3 separate regions of the Homo sapiens genome follow, and all the other regions are linked to region 2. A link is an interaction called in ENCODE POLR2A ChIA-PET data of the cell type or tissue named here. Cell type or tissue: OCI-LY7. All regions are shown on one strand.

Region 1 (4,000 bases), 64 kb after region 2:
GAGGTTGCAGTGAGCCAAGATTGTGCCACTGCACTCCAGCCTGGGTGACAGAGCAAGACTCTGTCTCAAAAAAAAAAAAAAAAAAAGAAAAGAAAAGAAAGAAAAAGAAAAGAAAAACAAAAATGTGGTACATACAAACCATGGAATACTATGCAGCTATTAAAAAAAAGAATGAGATCATGTCCTTGGCAGGAGCACAGATGGAGCTGGAGGCTATCATCCTTAGCAAACTAACGCAGGAACAGAAACCCAAATAACTCATGTTCTCACTTGTAGGTCGAAGCTAAATGATGAGAATGCCTCGTGGACACGTAAAGGAGAAAATAAACACTGGGGCTTATCAGAGGGTGGAGGGTGGGAAGAGGGAGGGGATCAGGAAAAATAACTAATGGGTACTAGGCTTAATACTTGGGTGACAAAATAATCTGTATAACAAACCCTCATAACACAAGTTTACCTATGCAGTAAACCTGCACATGTACTCCTAACCTTAAAATAAAAGTTAAAAAAAGTAATAAAGAATGTTGTAGGTGCATATTTATTGATGTGAAAAGATCCCCAGGATAGAAGTGAGGAAAATGATCTTCATCTTGAGTGTGACAATTAAAATACAAAAGATCAACAACCTTAACCCACTCTTGTAAGAAGGAGCACATACATACACAGACAAAAGCCTGAAAGGTTATATTTTTAAAATTGTTTAACAATGTGTCTCTTCTGGGCAAAGGAAACAGGTGATTTTTTTATCCTTTTTCTTTTATATATATACATCTTCTAATTTTGTATAACAATTTTATTTTTGAGACAGGCTGTCATTCTGTCACCCAGGATCGAGTGCAGTGGCATGAATATGGCTCACCGCAACCTCCACTTCCCAGGTTCAAGTGATCCTCCCACCTCAGCCTCCCAAGTAGCTGTGATTACAGGTGCACACCACCATACCAGACTAATTTTTTGCATTTTTGGTAGAGACAGAGTTGTGTCATGTTAGTCAGGCTAGTCTCAAACTCCTGAGCTCAGGTGATCCACATGCCTCAGCCACCCAAAGTGCTGGGATTACAGGTGTGAGCCACTGCACCTGGCCCTGTATCTTGAGTGTGTTGGTAGTTATACAATTGTATATATTTGCCAATCTGAGGTATACCCGAAATGGGTGAGTTCTACTGTATGTAAATCATACCCCAATATAGCTGTTTTTACGAAGCATGCAACAAAACTTAAGAAAAAAACACTATCAAAGTATGTGGAAATATAAAATGTAAAGCTCTATAGAAATATAAAGAATTTTTCTTTAGTGCTTTTCTTTGAAAACAAAACAAAGAAGTGGCTGGCAACATGGCCAAATAGGAAGAGCTCCGGTCTGCAGCCCCCAGCGAGTTCACCGCAAAAGGTGGGTGATTTCTGCATTTCCAGCTGAGGTAGCCAGCTCATCTCATAGGGACTGGTTAGACAGCGGGTGCAGCTCACGGTGGGCGAGCCAAGCAGGGTGGGGTGTCGCCTCACCCAGGAAGTGCAAGGGGTTGGGGAACTCCCTCCCCTAGCCAAGGAAAGCCTTGAGGGACTGTGCCATGAGGAACGGTGCATTCCGGTCCAGATACTAAGCTTTTCCCATGGTCTTCACAACCAGCAGACTAGGAGATTCCCTTGGGTGCCTATGCCATCAGGACCTTTATTTAAAGCACAAAACTGGGCGGCCATTTGGACGAACACCAAGCTAGCTACAGGAGTTTTTTTTCATACCCTAGTGGCACCTGGAACACCAGTGAGATAGAACTGTTCACAACCCCCTGGGAAGGGGGCTGAAGCCAGGGAGCCAAGTGGTCTAACTCAGCGGATCCCACCCCCATGGAGCCCAGCAAGCTGAGATCCACTGGCTTGAAATTCTTGCTGCCAGCACAGCAGTCTGAAGTTGATCTGGGATGCTCCACTCCAGCTTGGTGGCAGGAGGGGAGTCCACCATTACTGAGGCTTGAGTAGGTGGTTTTCACCTCACAGTGTAAACAAAGCTGCAGGGAAGTTTGAACTGGATGGAACCCACCACAGCACTGCAAAACCACTGTAGCCAGACTGCCTCTCTGGATTCCTCCTCTCTGGGTAGGGCATCTCTGAAAGAAAGGCAGCAGCCCCAGTCAGGGCTTATAGATAAAACTCCCATCTCCCTGGGACAGAGCACCTGGGGGAAGGGGCAGCTGTGGGCGCAGCTTCAGCAGACTTAAACATTCCTACCTGCCGGCTCTGAAGAGAGCAGGGGATCTCCCAGAACAACACTTGAGCTCTCCTAAGAGACACACTGCCTCCTCAAGTGGGTCCCTGACTCCCGTGCCTCCTCACTGGGAGACACCTTCCAGCAGGGGTCAAGAGAAATCTCATACAGGAGACCTCCAGCTGGCATCTGGCGGGTGCCCCTATGGGATGAAGCTTCCAGAGGAAGGAACAAGCAGCAATCTTTGCTGTTCTGCAGCCTCTGCTGGTGATACCCAGGCAAACAGGGTCTGGAGTGGACCTCCAGCAAACTCCAGCAGACCTGCAGCAGAGAGGCCTGACTGTCAAAAGGAAAACAAACAAACAGAAAGGAATAGGATCAACATCAACAAAAAGGACATCCACACAGAAACCCCAACCAAAGGTCACCAACATTAAAGAGCAAAGGTAGATAAATCCGTGAAGATGAAGAAAAACCAGAGCAAAAAGGCTGAAAATTCCCAAAACCAGAATGGCTCTTCTCCAAAGGATCACAACTCCTCTCCAGCAAGGGAACAAAACTGGACGGTGAATGAATTTGATGAATTGACAGAGGAGGTTTCAGAAGATAGGTAATAACAAACTCCTCTGAGCTAAAAGAGCAGGTTCTAACCCAATGCAAGGAAGCTAAGAACCTGAGAAAAGGTTAGACAAATTGCTAACTAGAATAATCATTTTAGAGAAGAACATAAATAACCTGATGGAGCTGAAAAACACAGCACGAGAACTTGTGTATGCTTTGTGAAGCATACACAAATATCAATAGCAGAATTGATCAAGTGGAAGAAAGGATATCAGAGATTTTAAATCAACTTAATGAAGTAAAGCATGAAGACAAGATTAGAGAAAAAAGAATGAAAAGGACCAAACAAAGCCTCCAAGAAATATTGGACTGTGTGAAAAGACCAAACCTACATTTGATTGGTATACCTGAAAGTGATGGGGAGAATGGAACCAAGTTGGAAAACACTCTTCAGGATATTATCCAGGAGAACTTCCCCAACAGAGCAAGGCAGGCCAACATTCAAATTCAGGAAATACAGAAAACACCACAAAGATACTCCTTGAGAAGAGCAACCCCAAGACACATAATTGTCAGATTCACCAAGGTTGAAATGAAGGAAAAAATGTTAAGGGCAGCCAGAGAGAAAGGTCGGGTTACGCACAAAGGGAAGCCCATCAGACTAACAGCAGATCTCTTTGCAGGAACCCTACAAGCCAGAAGAGTGGGCCAATATTCAATATTCTTAAAGAAAATAATGTTCAACCCAGAATTTCATATCCAGCCAAACTAAGCTTTATAAGTGAAGGAGAAATAAAATCCTTTACACACAAGTAAATGCTGAGAGATTTTGTCACCACCAGGCCTGCCTTACAAGAGCTCCTGAAGGAAGCACTAAACATGGAAAGGAACAACCACTGCAAAAACATACCAAATTGTAAAGACCATCGACACCATGAAGAAACTGCATCATCTATTGGGCAAAATAACCAGCTAGCATCATAATGACAGCATCAAATTCACACATAGCAATATTAACCTCAAATGTAAATGGGCTAAATGCCCCAGTTAAAAGACACAGACTGGCAAATTGGACAAAGAATCAAGACCCATCAGTGTGCTGTATTCAGGAGACCCATCTCACATGCAGAGACACACATAGGCTCAAAATAAAGGGATGGAGGAAGATCTACCAAGCAATGGAAAGCAAAAAAAAGCAGGGGTTGCAATCCTACTCTCTGAAAAAACAGACTTTAA
Region 2 (4,000 bases):
GGCATAAAAGGAGAGATACGAATCCATACGAGATGAAGGCAATTAGGGTAACAAAAGAACCAGAAATTGTATCCCAGAAGCAAGGAAATTTGGAGAAACATGAGATTCTCCTTCTAATACCTGAAGAGTTAACAGCTCTCCAGTACTTCCCAGCATGCTTAGAGCAATAGCAACATTAATGGAATAAGCACATGTTTCTCCAAAGGTAACCATCTTTTGGATTTCTACTCTCTTGACATTACCTTTAAGAGAGAAAAAAAAAAATCAGTCTTATTGACTGATGGAGCCTATAGATTTTTTGTCCTGTTAGTTCACACAACACTGATCCGGCAGTTAATAAAGGAGATGTTCTGATAGGCATAAGGAGCTCAACTATGACCTATGGGCAGATGTCATCCGGAGACAGATTTTGCTATAAATATTTCTTAATCTCAGAACTGCTCTGAGATTGAATGGACTCCCTTGCGTGTGGTAAGGAGTTCACTGTCACTGAAAGTGTTCAAGTGTACTGTGAAAGATCACTTAGCGGTGATTCTACAGAGATGATTAGAGCATGGACAGAGAAGTTGTGGTCTCTAAAGTACCCTTCATTCATGAAACTAAAGCAAGCCTGGATCAATGACATCCATGGAATAAGTGAGTCTTTTTTATGAAACAAGGAAATCTACTAAGACTTATTTTGACACTGGAGTGTCATGCCCCCATCCTCAATCTAACATGCTACTGCGTTGTTAGAGGGTAAAAAGGCCGTCTTCGTCTTCCCTTCCATGCTGCACGTCATTGAGGACATTTTTACTATCTCCAATGTAGTCTAGCCTGTAAACAGAAAAGAGGGGCTCATAATGGGAAACACAAGACTAGAAAACAAAACAAAACAGATGCTGCTAAGTTACAGTGCAATTACCCTTAAAGTTCAAAGGGCTCACAGTTCATTTAGTCTAAGCTCCACATTTTACAGATGGGAAAACTGAGGCTGCAGGGGAAAAAGAGTTTCTGCCAATCCATTATAATGAGATAAAAAAGATTCTTAGCAAAATATAAAATCATGATTTCAATACGTTTATTTACCAAAAGGTCTCTAAGTGTGACCTTGAAAGGTCACCTCGCTGGGTGTCAATTTTCCTTCTTGCTAATACATATTGTGGTATTAATGCAACTAATTAGTGAATGCAATTAATTAGGCAAGGACTTCATTAATAATTTATGCCTTTTTTAAAAATTTCTTTTCCAAAAGCTATAGAATAGGGCAAATAGCTAAAATCCCTTACTAGAGAATCTTCAAATACTATTTTTAAAAAGGCCCCAAAACAAGCTGCTTCCATGGTCTAACTGGGCAGAGGAACCAACTCCCAGGAATAATATTCTACATGCTTTTTTCATTTTCCATATTGCCAACGCTCCTCAATAAACTCCAGTTTAACAATGGCCTCTTAAACTAACTTACCCATAGGTGAACAAAAAATTTCAGAGTAAAGTGCCATATCACCTTCTTTCTTTTGCGTGCTATACTTCTATTAATCCCACCTGCCTTGGTACTGGCATTTTGCTCAGAGTGTTAACCAAGACACAGGTTAATGTGAGCTAAATCTGCACAACTTTTTCACTTCTAATGTCACATCTTTCCAACTCTATGTGTAATCGTAACACAAGCTCAAGTCATTAAACCACTGAGTAGTAGCTAATCATTTGTAACAGCTTGTACAATCATTACAACACCCATTCATGCAAGATAGATTACCTTGTGTGTTTCTGCGAACAATAGGTTTCCATGAGTTTCCCTGAAAAGACAAGGCCACAGTGTGAGCAGAGTGGCTGCGGTGCATAGAACATGCAAAATGCTGGGGGAATTCCAGTGCTGCCCCGCAAAGAGCAGATATGGGCCAAAGGTGAGAACCAGTGGCTGGCTTTGGCAGAAAAAGCCATTCCCTTTCCCAGGTCAAACACTTGCTATTTTAACCACAGTTAGTGCTCATCAATTACCAAGTTGTTCCAACATTCTGGGCAATGGTGTTAAGCTATTTCATTCTGAGTCATCTGCCTATCCAGAATTCAAGCACTCACTTGGGTTTCAAAACACTTCTTTACGAGACATACTCAGAATTTTCCAAAACTGTAATCATGCCTTTGTATGAAGGCTAACAGCAGGATTCCAGTAAATTTTAAATTTGCTTTTGCACCTGGGGCAGGTGTTGAAATATACAAGTTTCATTATTATTCAAATCAGCTGAGATGGTTACTAGTCTCATCTCCTGACATACTGCCCTGAAACAGCTTTTGTTAATGAGTACAGAACAATTTATCCCCATTTTACAACAGTACCAGGTGCCACGTGCCTATAATTTGCCTGAAAACCATAAGCTGTTTCATGGCTGTTTTTGTAGCATTTTAAAACTTTTGGGGGCGGGGGGCAGGGGTGGGATGGAGGTGCAAGGTCATGGAGCAGCTTGCTAACTTAATGAAAACTACAGACCTTGTCCCCTGAAAAATGCAGGCATGAACACATAAACACTTTTGCATGTGATTTCAAAGGATTCACATTACCCTTGAAGTCCATCTGTGGCCTCCAGGTTAAGAAAGCTTGCTTTTAGGGAACATATAAGAAAACCAGGATCACGCCAGGCATGGTGGCTCATGCCTGTAATCCCAGAGCTTTGGGAGGCTAAAGTGGGTGGATCACCTGAGGTCAGGAGTTTGAGTCCAACCTAGCCCACATGGTGAAACCCCCTCCTACTAAACATACAAAAATTAGTCCCGTGTGATGGCGTGAACCTGTAGTCTCAGCTACTCAGGAGGCTGAGGCAGGAGAATCACTTGAACCCAGGAGGCGGAGGTGCAGTAAGCTGAGATCACGCCACTGCACTCCAGCCTGGACAACAGAATGAGACTCTCTCAAAAAAAAAAAAAAAAAAAAAAAAAAAAAAGAAGAAGAAAACCAGGATTGTTCATGGTCTTCGTCCTGCAACAATCCTAGCCAAAAGAAGAGACAAGCTAGGGTTTTCCCAACCAAAGAACAGAGAAAGTGAACAAAGTAGGAAATAGTACTTTCCTCTTAAGGCAGTAATAGGGATAAAATGAATTAGGCACATCAAGAGTATACCATCAGGACTGGCACAGAAATGTCCAATAAATGAAGGTGCTCTTCTGCTTTTTTTCCTTTTCCAAAACGTAAACTCTACCAGGAGGTTAATACACAGAGTCATTAGCAGCTTGGGGAGAATGAACTTACCTGTTACTTCCCTGGCTGGGATGGGAACAATGGCAGAACTGAGCCTCTTTGGGGAGGGATAAAGGGGAAGGAAGTGGAGACAACTCCAGATCCTCCTGCAGTCGCCAGGGTTCTGAAGTGCTCCATCACCTGGCCCTCCCTCCTTACCTCTCAGGAGAAACGCCACAAACAATGCGAAGAGCACAAATCCCAAGGAGGGGGCGATGATCATCAGTAGTTGGGAGATGGGCATTTCATTCTTCATTGACATGGGTATTCCATCCATCTGATGGGACACAGGCAAGGAGATGGACCCAGTCACTGCTAGATGCCACCCTCACAAGATGACATCCCAGCCCAATAGCACCTTACAACCACCAGCAGTTTCACTACATTTCACCACCTTTTGTCAAAAATCTCTGAAAACCCAAAACACGTGACCCATATCCCAAAATTTTCCGAAGTGTTAGACATCAGGCATAAGGAGCTGTGGGGCTCAGGGGTCTGAGGATAAAAAATAACTGTTGTGAGCTGTGTTCTCCATGGTCAAATCTCTTTCCTAGCCGCTGCTCAAATCCTTTGAGCTCTCCCTAGCCCTGTGCTACTCTTTTCATGGCTGACTTAGGCTTCTAGAGAAAACAGGATGAAAGAGAAAATGAAACTTAATTTCACATTTTCTACAGCAGTGGTTCTCAAAGTCTAGATGGGGGGCCCATGAGATCAAAATGATTTTCATGAGACATTTTTTGCCATTTTCACTATCATTCTCTCATGAGATATACAGTATACTTTCCC
Region 3 (4,000 bases), 980 kb after region 2:
CAAAAAGAAAATGCAAAGGAAAAAACTTTTTTTTTTTTTTTTTTTTTGAGACAGAGTCTTACTCTGTCCTCCAGGCTGGAGTTTCTCCCAGGTTCAAGAGATTCTTGTGCCTCAGCCTCCTGAGTAGCTGGGACTACAGGCATGTGCCACCATGCCCAGCTAATTATTTTATTTTTAGTAGAGATGGGGTTTTACCGTGTCCAGCTAATTTTTGTATTTTTAATAGAGATGGGGTTTCATCATGTTGGCCAAGCTGGTCTCAAACTCCTGGTCACAATTGATCTGCCCACCTTGCCCTCCCAAAATGCTGGGTTACAGGTGTGAACCACCGTGCCCAGCTGCAAAGGAAACTTTTATAAATCTTCCCAATCTCTTCTATAAGAATTGTACCCTTTTGCCTTCCTGCCATCGACAAATGAAAAGATCTCTTTCAGAATACCATCACAGAACACATTGTCAATCTTTTGGATTTTTTTGCCCATCCAATAGATGAGAAATGGTATCTTATCATGGCTTTACACCACATTTCTCTCCTTATGAGCAAGATTGATTTTTTCATGTGTTTAAAAGTCATTCACGTTTGTCTTTTTTATGACCTGTGTTCATGTCTCTCATCTATTTTGCTGTAGAGTTGGTCTTTTCTCTATATTTAGCTCTTTCTTTGTGAATGATTAGCAAACTGGGGTCCATCATTAACAACTGTGTTGGACGCCTTTCCTGGCTGCTCCCTTCTGTGGTCTCCAGGCCTCTCAGGTCCCTGCTGCCATCCTGTTCAGTCCTTAGGCCTTTAGAACAACACTAAGCTGTGCACTTCCTGCAACTGTGCTTTTGTCCTCACAGGCCAGGTGGTGGGAGCACAGCAAGAGAAACAAAAACAGCAGGTGTTCTCCCCACGTTGTTGGGACTATAGCCCCTGTGATTGGAGAGGATGGTTCACCCCCTCAGAAGGTTAGCCCCCGGGCACCTCCACTGCTGTTACCGTGGCTATCATTGCAACTGTTGTGACCATTGGATTGCCTTGGGCTGGCATATGAGAGAACAGAGAAAAGAAAAGACAAATCCCTTTTTTTTTTTTTTTAAGTCAGAGTCTCGCTGCATCGTCCAGGCTGGAGTGCAGTGGAATGATCTCAGCTCACTGCAACCTGTGCCTCCTGGGCTCAAGTGATCCTCCTGCCTCAGCCTCCCGAGTAGCTGGGATTACAATTGTGTGCCACCTCGCCCGGCTAATTTTTGTATTTTTAGTAGAGACAGGGTTTCACCATGTTAGCCAGGCTGCTCTTGAACTCCTGCCCTCATAATCCACCCACCTTGGCCTTGAAAGTGCTGGGATTACAGATGTCAGCCACTGTGCCCAGCCGTGAAAAGAAAAATGTTAGTTCTGCTTAGCATTAGGCATTCCCTTTCTCTCTCCTGAAGCAGAAACTGGAGGGATTCTCCTGCCTCACGCCTTCTCTGTGTCCAGTGCCCAACTTTGGGCATCAGGATGTCTTGAAATCAGAACAACAACAAAAAGGGAAATTCACAGCTGGTTCAGTGGTATTTCAGATTGTGGTCTTCTCCAGTCTGCCTTCTAGTGCTTAAATTAAGAAAGCTCCATGACTTCTGCCTAGGTTTTATAGCTACATTCACGGGGAGAGACAGGATGGAATGTGCTTACATGGTCTTACCTGGAACCGGAACTGCTGCCTCAAGGATTTTGCACTTATTTTCTTCCCTGCTTGAAATAATTTTCACATAGATCATTGATTATCAAACTCCTACTCATATTTCAAGTTTTACCTCAAATGTCACCTGCCCGGAGAATCCTTTCTTGACTGCCCTCCTTAAAGTGGCCTTCTTAAACCCACACACCCCTGGCTACATCATGCCGTTATATTGTCTTCATAGCATCCAGCACTGCTTTACATTATCTTGTATGTGTGTGTCTTGCTTCATGGCTGTTCTCCCCCTAACCTCCACCCTCTCCTCCCTGAAGGCAAGCACCTATCTTGCTAATTACTTTCTTACCTGTGTTTAGAACATTGACAGGTAGAGAGTGCCCAGTAAAATACATGTTGAGTAAAGGAATGGAAAGCAATTAAAGCTGGGCATGGTAGCTCAAGCCTGTAATCTCAGCACTTTCGGAGGCTGAGCAGGAGCATGCCTTGAGCCCAGGAATTGGAGACCAGCAATATACCTGCAATACCAGCAATACCTGGGCAATAGAGTGAGACCTCGTCTTTACGAAAACTAAATAAATTAAATTAAAGAATTAAACAGCATTTGAGTAAAATAATATTTGTTGGCTAATGTCTGAAGGAGACAATTTTACTGCAGATGAGGCCACAGACATGGGACAGCAGGTCTAGGCAGTGCCGTTCACGAGACAGGGATGGCTGGAGGGGTGGTCTTATGGCGCAGGAGTGAGAATCCGAGACTGTGGCCCCTGTCCTGGCTTTGCCACTAAATTGTTCTGAGATTCTGGAAAATCACTTCATCTCTTTGGGCCTTAATCTCCTCGACTGAGAAATACTAGAATGAGATTTTTTAAGCCATAAAGTCCTTTCAACTTCAGCACCTTAGGCTTCTCAAGCATTTAAGTCAACTTAAATGCTTTTCAGTTTAGTTACAGAATCCGGAAGGATTAGTTATGCCAGAAGAACCTGTCTCTGCAATACGAAATCTTCTTTTGGCAAGAAAGGGAATGAGATAATTATAGCAAGTGTTCTCCTTAGATCCTGACATTAAAAGGACCTGCTTGCTCCCAGGAGTATACATCTATTTTAACAATTATTTTTTTCTTCTCCAATTTCATGTATAACATCGACGCAGAATATAAGACCCCATTTACGTACTGTAGTGTCTTTTGGCTTTGGGAGCTGTTAGGTGGGTCATTTTCCAGATTCCCCATATACACAGCACACAGAGAAAGAGGGCGTTGCTTGAAATTTTTGGCACCACCAACCCATCTCCTCCCTCAAACATTTTTCCCGGCACTGACACTCTGGTTGGGTCTGGAGTATCAGAGTCACACCTCTGCTTCCCAGTGTAATGGGTATGGACACAGAGATCCTATTATTTTTAGTTTGCTGCGGACATCATGGGCCCCTCCAATTGGTGTAAACATTTTGGTTTCGACTAAGTTCTCCAGGAGATGTATTTAGGAGACACACAGGCCAGATCCAAACATGCTGAGGCACCTGGAAGGCTGCTTCAGGAATGTGGTAGTGTATAAATAAATTGCTCTGCTATTTCTTCTGTCTACAGTTAATATGTGAATCATATTCAAGTTATTTGCCACAATGGAATGAATAGCCTTTTTCAGCAAAGTTAGAAAGAGCCCTTTTCTCCCTTTCCCTGGTTTCCCTCACATTTTTTTCTGTTTATCTGTGCCTGAATAGTCACTTACCTGTTTATCTTTTATCTGGGCCTGGATAGCCATTCACTCACAGGACATTTGCGATGTTCTAGTTACTGTCTAGCCCATGAGATGAATCTACATTCAAGAAGAGCTTTTGCTTTTCTTCATAAATATTTTGACATTTTATTGCCAGTCAGTTCTTCCGTTGCTACATCTCTGAATCTCTGAGAATATAGTGCCAGTGGTTTCCTTAATATGAAGCTAATAAAATTGTCAAAGCATTTTTAAATGACCTGTGTAATTATAAGATAGCACTGCTGTTGGGCAGTGAGGTATAATTTGGTTTCGTTGTCACAGAGTATTCAAGTGAGAAAGTTTATACCCTGCATGTTCTATCTGGAAAGAATTACTTTTCATTACTTGTGTGGGCTTTTATTTATTTTATTTTATTTTTCTAGATGAGGTCTTGTTCTGTTGCCCAGGCTAGAGTGCAGGGCACAATCACAGCTCACTGATGTCTTGACCTTCCAGGCTCAAGCAATCCTCCCGCCTCAGCCTCCCAAGTAGCTGGGACTACAGGTGCATGCCAGCATCCCCAGCTAATTAAAAAAAATTTTTTTTTTTAGAAGTGAGGTCTCCCTACGTTGTCCAGGCTGTTCT

The links. ChIA-PET counts read pairs that join two places held together with the same protein. Peaks named below come from ENCODE experiments on the same cell type or tissue, not always from the same donor. Only the 100,000 strongest peaks of a DNase experiment are listed, where the experiment ranks them.
Region 1: POLR2A ChIA-PET joins it to region 2 with 5 read pairs; 2 of 35 experiments call an interaction of 5 or more read pairs at or near these places.
Region 3: POLR2A ChIA-PET joins it to region 2 with 5 read pairs; 1 of 35 experiments calls an interaction of 5 or more read pairs at or near these places.

What each region holds. Positions count from the first base shown.
Region 1 is chr5:156,982,815-156,986,814 of GRCh38, forward strand. No RefSeq gene overlaps it. Among named protein-coding and RNA genes, the nearest start is that of TIMD4, 22 kb to the left of the region's middle. In OCI-LY7, no CTCF peak of the experiment used is centred here; no DNase peak of the experiment used is centred here; H3K27ac peaks cover 753 bases.
Region 2 is chr5:156,918,726-156,922,725 of GRCh38, forward strand. It overlaps TIMD4 (T cell immunoglobulin and mucin domain containing 4), which reads right to left. Exons shown (of 9, transcript NM_138379.3): 7 at 3,374-3,491; 8 at 1,739-1,778; 9 at 567-816. The coding sequence ends at 732. Among named protein-coding and RNA genes, the nearest start is that of TIMD4, 42 kb to the right of the region's middle. RefSeq lists enhancers at 2,069-2,178, 3,748-4,000. In OCI-LY7, no CTCF peak of the experiment used is centred here; DNase peaks (open chromatin) are centred at 406, 2,207 and 3,879; H3K4me3 peaks cover 2,317 bases; H3K27ac peaks cover 4,000 bases.
Region 3 is chr5:157,900,004-157,904,003 of GRCh38, forward strand. No RefSeq gene overlaps it. Among named protein-coding and RNA genes, the nearest start is that of CLINT1, 43 kb to the left of the region's middle. In OCI-LY7, no CTCF peak of the experiment used is centred here; DNase peaks (open chromatin) are centred at 838 and 1,527; H3K4me3 peaks cover 331 bases; H3K27ac peaks cover 1,866 bases.